2 separate regions of the Homo sapiens genome follow, and region 1 is linked to region 2. A link is a contact called in ENCODE Hi-C or POLR2A ChIA-PET data. All regions are on one chromosome and are shown on one strand. Each heading gives the region's core, a stretch centred on a gene start or an enhancer-like site at or near the end of the contact. The rest is flanking DNA. Distances are from core to core; before and after follow the strand shown. Region 1 holds the start of AP1S3 (adaptor related protein complex 1 subunit sigma 3). Region 2 holds the start of DOCK10 (dedicator of cytokinesis 10).

Region 1 (4,183 bases), core at 95-2,594, 1.2 Mb before region 2:
AAGTGGGACTAGTGACGTTCAGACCACCACACTCTTAAAAGGCTGCCCCTAAACAGCAGGCAAGAGCAAGAGGAGCCTGAGCTATCGCTTCCACCCAAGTGCAGGTCACCAGATCTCTCATCAGCAGGGCTGCGGCCGGCCTCAGCTTCCAACCTGACCCCCTATCCCCTGCCCTTACACACCCCAGTCCATTCTCCAACCACAGCCAAACTGCACACCATGCCGGGTGCAGTGGCTCACCCCTGTAATCCCTACACTTTGGGAGGCCGAGGCAGGCGGATCACCTGAGGTCAGGAGTTCGAGACCAGCCTGGCCAACATGGTGAAACCCCGTCTCTACTAAAAATACAAAAATTAGCTGGGTGTGGTGGCACACGCCTGTAATCCCCGTTACTCGGGAGGCTGAGGCAGGAGAATCGCTTGAACCCGGGAGGCAGAGCCGAGACCACACCACTGCACTTCAGCCTGGGCGACAGAGCGAGATCAGTCTCAAAAAAACAAAAGTGCACAACGGGTAAGGTCAGTTTTCTTGCTAAAACGTCCCCGAGGTTTCCCCTACTCAGTTGGAACCAAAACCAAACTCCTTATTTTGGCCTATAAAAACCCGCCTCACCTGGCAGAAGCCCACCTCTCCTGCCACAAACAAGGCCTTCTCCCCTCCGCTTTGCTCTCTCTAATCCACCTGTAGCGCCCCTCCAGGACCTCCAGCAGCTAGAATGTCATGTCCTTGAAGAGGCTTTGCCAAATCAAAAGTTGCCACTCCACCCGGTTGTATTTGAGACTTTACAGCGCTTCTTACTTTAGAAGTTCTCTTCATTTTACTTGTATATTGGACGTGTCCCTCCCTCCGCATCCCCCTCCTGGAAGGTAAGCTTCCTGGAGAACAGGGGCTCCTCCTGGTCCCCCGCGACATCCCCAGCGCCCAGCACCGAGCCCGGCACAGACTAAGCACTCGGCTAAGGCGGATCGAATGAATGAATGGAGCCGCGGCGCCGCGGCGCCGCGTTGCCGCAGGAATCCCGGGCAAGCGATCCTGGCGCGTCCGCACCGTCTGGGGCAGCGGGGCCACAGGGACGCACGGTTCGGGTGGCCAGGCGGGACTCGGCCCGCACCCCCACCCGGCCGCGCGCCCGGCCCGGACGCCCCAGGTGCCTCCCCGGAGCGCGAGCGCCCCCACCGCCTACCCGGGCCGGCGGTTCCCCCGCACTCACCATCGTGGCTGGGCCGCCGCCTCCCCCGCCTTGCGAGCAAGGAGCGCTGGAGAAGCGAGGGCGAGAGGCGAGCGCTGGAGCCGGTGCGGCTGACAGGTGAGGCGCCCGGCTTAGACCATGGCTGCTTCCCACAATGCCCTGGCACTGAAAGTGTGCAGACTCCTCCCAGCGCGGCTGCCTCCTCCCTGCACGCTCCTCCCCGCTGCCTCCTCCCCGCGCCCTCCTCCCCGCTCCCCCCGCTCCTCGCCCTCCTGCTCTCCTTCTTTCTTCCTTTCCCCTTTCTCCTCCCTTCTCCTCCTCCTCCTCCTCTTCCCTCCTTTCTGCCTCTCCTCTGTACCCCCTCCCCGCCCCCGCCTCGGCTGCAGCTGTTCCCGCCCCGAGCCGGCCGCACCTGGAGCGAATGCACCTGCGCGCGCGGGCGTCTGTACCCCGACAGCCCGCAGCTCGGCGCGGGTGGTCAGGCGAGAGCGCGTGGCCCGCTAGGAACTCCCTGCGCGGGGAACTCCCTGCGCGGAGAACACCGGGGACTTTTCGCGATTCTGCCGCGCGAGTGTGTCCTGTATTCCTTCCGCAAACGTTTATCAAACCTGGCAAAGATACTTCCGATACACTCGCAGAAAGTGCCGGGGGCTGCCTTATCCTAAGCCTCCTAGGGAGGGAGCAGTTGGAAGAGAAAGAACTAGAAGCGTTTTCTTATCCCCTTCTGCCCCCATTTCACTTTTTAAAAAGTAAGCTCTGCAGTCTAAGGGCAAAGATCATTTTAAGCAGGCCCCCATTTATTTATTTATTTATTTATTTATTTATTTATTTATTTATTTATTTAGAGACGGAGTGTCGCTCTGTCGCCCCGTCTGGAGTGCAGTGGGGCGATCTCGGCTCCCTGCAACCTCCGCCTCCTGCGTTCAGGGTGATCCACCCGCCTCGGCCTCCCAAAGTGCTGGGATTACAGGCATGAGCCACTGCGCCCGGCAGCACGACCCCCTTTTAAGAAGTCTCTCCTAAGAAGTTGTGGTGTAGAAAGTTCGTTCTCCAATCTCTCCTCCCCTTGACTTTTCTTAAATCTAGGGCGTTGAGAGTCTCTAAACCCCCAAGCTGTAAACAGAGTTTTTTCTTTTTTCTTTTAATTATATTTACCAGATAGACTAGATGTAAGCAGAGTTTTTAATGCATATTCATGTTTTTGAGAAAGGGAGTCCACTGGTTTTATCAAATAGCTAAAGAGATCCTAGACCCTGCAAAAGTTAAGAATCATTTCCTGGGCCAGGCGTGATGGTTCATGCCTGTAATCCCAACACTTTGGGAGGCCCAGGTGGGCGGATCGCTTGAGACCAGAAGTTCGAGACAAGCCTGGCCAACATGGTGAAACGCCGTCTCTACTAAAAATACAAAATTTAGCTGGGCGTGGTGGCACACGCCTGTAGTCCCAGCTACTAGGGAGGCTGAGGCAGGAGAGAATCGCTTGAACCCGGGAGACAAAGGTTGCAGTGAGCTGAGATCATCCAGCCTAGGTAACAGAGTGAGACTCAGTCTGAAAAAAAAAATGTCATTTCCTGGGTGGTCCCTGGAACCCCAAATCAGTGAAAGTCCTTCCCAGGATGTGTTGTGTACCTTCCTAGGGATGTAGGCCCACCCAGGTGACTGAAAATATGGGAAACTCCATCCACCCCTGCATTCACACTGCAAATATTCATCACTCTAGGCCAGGCCCTACAACAGGAGCCTGGGGGACCCAGCTGGGAACAAACAGGTGGTCTGTCTCCTGGAGCTTACGTCTCTTGTGGGACAACACATAATAAACAAGTAAATAAAATATAAGAAATTAAGATGAGTGCTAAGAAGGAGATATTTGAGTTCCTCGGATGGGCACAGGGAAGCTACATTGATTTAGCTGAGTGGTCAGGTAAGTGCCCCCTGGGGAGGTGACAGAAGACTTGGATGTGAGAAGCCAGCGCTCTGAAGAAGAAGAAAAAAAAGTCCTTCTGGAAACACTTCAAAAAAGGCCTCTATGTGAGTTAAGTGCCAGGAGGCCTAGAGGTGGGCAGGGGCCAGAGGCAATGAGTGTTCTCTACATTAGGGCATCACTGCAAGCCCCCAGGAGAGCCACAGCCTCCAGCCTCAAAGCTCTCAAACCTGGACTTGTGGCATTCTGCCGGGGGCATTGGAAGAGGACTATTTGACAACAGTTAAACCCCAGGCGATGGGATGATTTTGCTTCCTGAAAGAAAAGTGAATCTAGGACAGCTACTTTTTAACTCCTATGTTCTTCCCCCAGGGTCTGTTCCTTCCCTTTCTCAGTACATCATGCTTTATCTAACTAGATAGAATCTAATCTTTGTGCTTCTCCTCCTTTCTAGGTAACTTCAGGGCAGGGCCCAGCTCTGTGCCACCATCCAGAGCCTTGTGCTGTAAGGGTTTCTTTGCTAGTGGGAAAGAAATGGAATTACTAAAGGTGAATTACAAAGCTAAAGAAATCTCAGGCCAGGCGCCGTGGCTCATGCCTGTAACCCCAGGACTTTGGGAGACTGAGGCGGGGGGATCACCTGATGTCAGGCGTTCAAGACCAACCTGGCCAAAATGGTGAAACCCCTAATACAAAAATTAGCTGGGTGTGGTGGCGGGTGCCTATAATCCCAGCTACTCAGGAGGCTGAGGCAGGAGAATTGTTTGAACCCTGGAGGCGGAGTTTGCAGTGAGCCGAGATCCCCACTGTACTCCAGCCTGGACGACACTACGAGATTCTCGCAGAAGAAAAAAGGAAAAAAAAAAAAAAAAGCTAAAGAAATCATCTCAGTGCTCTTGCCATGACAGTTAAGTCAAATATTAAAGCAGGAAAGGCCAGGAGCGATGGCTCATGCCTGTAATCCCAGCACTTTGGGAGGCTGAGGCAGGTGGATCACCTGAGGTCAGGAGTTTGAGACCAGCCTGACTAACATGGTGAAACCCTGTCTCTACTAAATACAAAAAATTAGCCAG
Region 2 (3,801 bases), core at 672-3,171:
GTGTAGAAGGGTATCTGGGATACATAATCTTTATAGAAATTCTAGTGCCACAAAAATTCTAGGAGGATCTACATTTAAAAAAACACACAACAGTTTAAGCTGTTTATTCCAATTGAACGCTGTGTGTTTCCATCAGATCCTCAGTGAGATTCAGTCCAATGAGTCAATTGCAAAATAAAGTTTTTGTCAAGGGAATGGCAGAAAATGACAAAACCACAATTCTGAATGATCATTCAAAAGTAAAAAGTACTTTCTACTACTGTGTGGAGATTTTCTTATCTCTACTTTTACTCGAATTGAATCTTTTCTTCTAATGTTCTTTTGAACAGTTTGTCTTTGGTGTCCTGAAAATGTGCACGCTGATAGCAGTACCACATGCTGTCCCTGGCACAGAGTGAGCTAACAGTTGAACCACCTCTGGGTAACTGCGGACTGCAGCTAGTGTAAGTGCAAGAGAAGGCACCCTGGCCACCAATTCGTTTCACACTCCAATCACCCCCGCCCGCTCTACACCCCCTGGGCACCCGATGCCTCTTCCCTCTGCCAGGCAATTTGCTTCCGTTCTGTTCAACTTTCCGACCTCTGGCTTTAGAGAATAGTCCTGGCTGTGGGAACTGGCTCTGGGAAGCTTTTGGCGCCCTCCTCATTGGTGACTGGCAAGAGTAACACTTTCACACTCTTAAAAAGAGCCGTTTAGTTCCTAATGATATTTTCTGGCAAAAAAGAAAATGAAACACACAACCCGGATTCCGGTCCACCAAACGCAGGCCAAGAGCGCGGCTGCTGAGCCCCGGTCTTGCTGTGAGGCTGTTGTTCCCACTCGCTTCCCGTTTCCACTAGAGTTGATTTGTCTCTTGCCACCTCTCCCCGGCAGTGTGGACCTACTGCAACGCAGGAACATCTGGGTTGGTATGGATAGGATCCTAGCATCAGATGCTGGCTGCTGCCCCAGGGACTTCCCGCGGAAATCACCCAGCACTTAGAAGCCGTTTCAATAAGGAAGTAACCAGTAAAGCATTGCTGGTGGGAGAACCCCGCGAAACATCTTAGAAAAATATCAGAAACCGCTGGAGACCTAATGACCCACGTCTCCTCCAGCCTGTGTTCCTCAGCCCTTTCTGGAGGAGTATTAAGTGGTTTGTGGGTTTTTACCCTGCGGTGGGAGGGCTGTTCCAAGTACATCTATTTCTGCGATAGTTAACGTCGGGGGGCCCCAGCTCTAACCAGGGCGAGGACCACGGACTGCATCCCTCTCTCTCAGCGCACTGGTCTGTTTACTGGAGGGTGAGAGGGACGCGCAGACCTCCGGACTCAGGGGTTCTGTTCTGTAGATCCCCCCACCCCACCCGGGGTCTCTGGCACTCGTATCACTTAGCACCAGTGTGACTGGCGGTGCATTCCGGCCCCCTCGCGCCCCATTAAAGCCCCTGCACATCCTCTCCCACGCTGCGCTTCTGCTACCCACGCAGCTGCTCCTCTGAGCGTCCCGCGTGCACAAACGCGCCCCCGGTCCTTACGCGTCGGTGGCGCTGCCTCGCTGAGGTGGCGCCGGGGGAGCCCGCAGAGGCGGCGGGGGAGGGAGTGCGGAGGAGAGGACCCGTGAGCTGCGGGGACCTGGGCCCGCCGAGCTTTTGGGGAAGCTGGGCTCCGTTCCCCCCGGGCGCCTGGGGCGCGCGGGAAGGCGCGGAGGACGCGCCGCACTCACCCGCTGCTGCTGCCGGCTGCTGACTGCCACCGCGGCGGCGGACGCGGCGCTGTGCCGGAGCTCGGCCGCCTGCCCAGGTCTCAACAGGCTCCGGGTGAACCTGCGGGTCCGCTCACCGGCCATCGCCGGTCACGCCAATCGCGCCGCGGGCCCGGGGCGCGCCTCCCGCCGGTCTTCCCCGCGCCAACCTTCTCTATCCACCCGCCGTTCAGGAAGCGGAACTCGGAGCCTTCCCCCCCCTCTTCCTCGCTCAACTCGCAAGAGGCGGGTTTTTCTCTCTTGCACCCCCACTCTTCCCACCCCCTTCCCTCCTCTGAAGCTTCTCGAAGACTTTCCAAACTCTGCGCTCCCCCGGGCGCGCGCGGCCAACTCGGCTGGCGGCCGGGCCCTGCAGCGGCGCATCTGGAGCGGGCGTCGCGGGACGCGTGTGGGGCGGCTCCTGCCCGCGCCGCCCACACGGGCTCAGCTGGCCGGCCGGGGCTGTCCACGCCGCCCGGGGGAACTGCAGGCTGCGGGGGAGGGCGGGGGGCGGCCGCCGAGGGGCTCCGGGCGGGGCCTGTCCAAGGCCGTCGCCTGTCCAAGGCCGTCAGCCTCATTTGGAGGTTGCTGGGAGAGTTGGAGCCCTGGATGCATTTGCCGTTTAGACTTCTATTTTCTGGGTCCGGCTAGTGGGTGGGGGCCAAGCTCGGTTCGCCCTTCCACCCTCGGGAAGGGGTCAGAGGCTTATTAAAGATCTGGTGGCTGGGATCCCAGCAGCATCGCCCAAGCCAGCGTTTGGAAGGCTCCCTTGCCAGAAGTCCATGTTCAGGGCCTTGGAATAAGCTTCCCCATTCATTCACTCCTTCAATGAGTATTTATTAAGCGCCTACTATATGCCAGCTCACACTGTTCTGGAAACTGAGGATACGGAGAGGAACTTAGCAACTACACTTTAAGGCTGTGTAGAGCTGATAGGTTTTTTCGGGGTAGGGGTGGGAGACAGCAAGTAACCAAGCGAACAAATAAACAAATACAGAGAAATCAAGGAGACAGTTTAAGCTACTAACACGAACTCAAAACCAATAAATCAGCGTTCTGGGGGTAAGAGACTTTGGGTGGCATTAGGATGAGTAGGCAAGAACCAACTGGCAGGGTTACTATGTAGGGTGGTCAGGTCGGGGGTGGATTTCACAGTTATGCTGTCTCTGCTCTTCTCTTGCCCATACCCATCTAGCCTGCACTTTGCCTCTAGATAGGTATCTGATGAAAGCCTTCTAAGAAGTCTCTTCCTGGGTCATACCCAGGGTGGTTCTGCAATTCAGTGTTGGACTGGATGGGGGGCAGAGAAGTTCTGGCCCCTGGATACTGGTCTGGAGAGATCTGGGACAGCCTTTCCAAGTGGTCTGGTTTTTTCTTAACAGCTTTTTATGGATCCATGACCCTGCCACTTTCTAAAGCCAATGATAGATAGTTATAACACAAGGTCACATTTGGGTATAAAGAATTCTTAAGCAATTGATAAATGCACTTTAGTCAGCTCTTTGTTAGCCAGGATTCAATTAGCCAGAGATGCTGTTTGGGGATCATTTCAGCACATTCTAGAAATCATAACAGGCGTAAGAGGGTAAGAGGCTCTGGCAGATTTGGGAAGTGCCATTTGAAACATCATCTAGTTCCAAGACAGCCTGCATAACAAATAACTGTACCTGTATTGTATGCTTTCATATTGGTACTCAGTGTGGGAGCAACACCACCTTTCAGGGTAAGCAAAGTAGGTGGTTGCCTCTGTGTTGGTACATGAAGATCTCTGTAGGAACAGCTCCCTCCAACCGTACCCTTTCCCAGGTGTACCCAGACTTGATGTCTCTGAATGCATATTCCCCTGAGAGAACCGATTAAGCACATTTGAATTAACTTGAGCTTCCCAAGAAGAGGTACCTAATCTTTGTCTCTGGTTTCAAAACACTGCCTGGCACACGTAGGCACTCAATAAATATCAGCTTATGGATGACTTTACAAAGGGCTCAGATGGGCTAGTGCAGTCAGAGAGCTGGGTGTGCCTGACACAGAGAAAGTCAGAGAGGAGAAGAGAAAGGTGTGCTGAAAGGGAAGGCTAT

What was found. Hi-C counts contacts between places; a loop is a spot of excess contacts on that map. ChIA-PET counts read pairs that join two places held with the same protein, here RNA polymerase II (POLR2A). Pooled maps may share reads with other maps.
Region 1: a pooled map shows a loop between it and region 2 (7-fold over the local background). The contact joins the promoter of AP1S3 here to the promoter of DOCK10 in region 2. A Hi-C loop is called at or near these places in 2 of 37 single-sample maps with no recorded cell type and 5 of 50 pooled maps. POLR2A ChIA-PET finds 5 or more read pairs at or near these places in 1 of 52 experiments (T-cell).

What each region holds. Positions count from the first base shown.
Region 1 is chr2:223,836,238-223,840,420 of GRCh38, forward strand. AP1S3 (adaptor related protein complex 1 subunit sigma 3) reads right to left here and starts at 1,345. Exons shown (of 5, transcript NM_001039569.2): 1 at 1,211-1,345. The coding sequence starts at 1,213. RefSeq lists enhancers at 752-841, 1,712-1,891 and silencers at 952-1,381, 1,412-1,541.
Region 2 is chr2:225,040,547-225,044,347 of GRCh38, forward strand. It overlaps DOCK10 (dedicator of cytokinesis 10), which reads right to left and starts at 1,922. Exons shown (of 56, transcript NM_014689.3): 1 at 1,706-1,922. The coding sequence starts at 1,828. RefSeq lists an enhancer at 629-968 and silencers at 1,519-1,758, 1,949-2,318.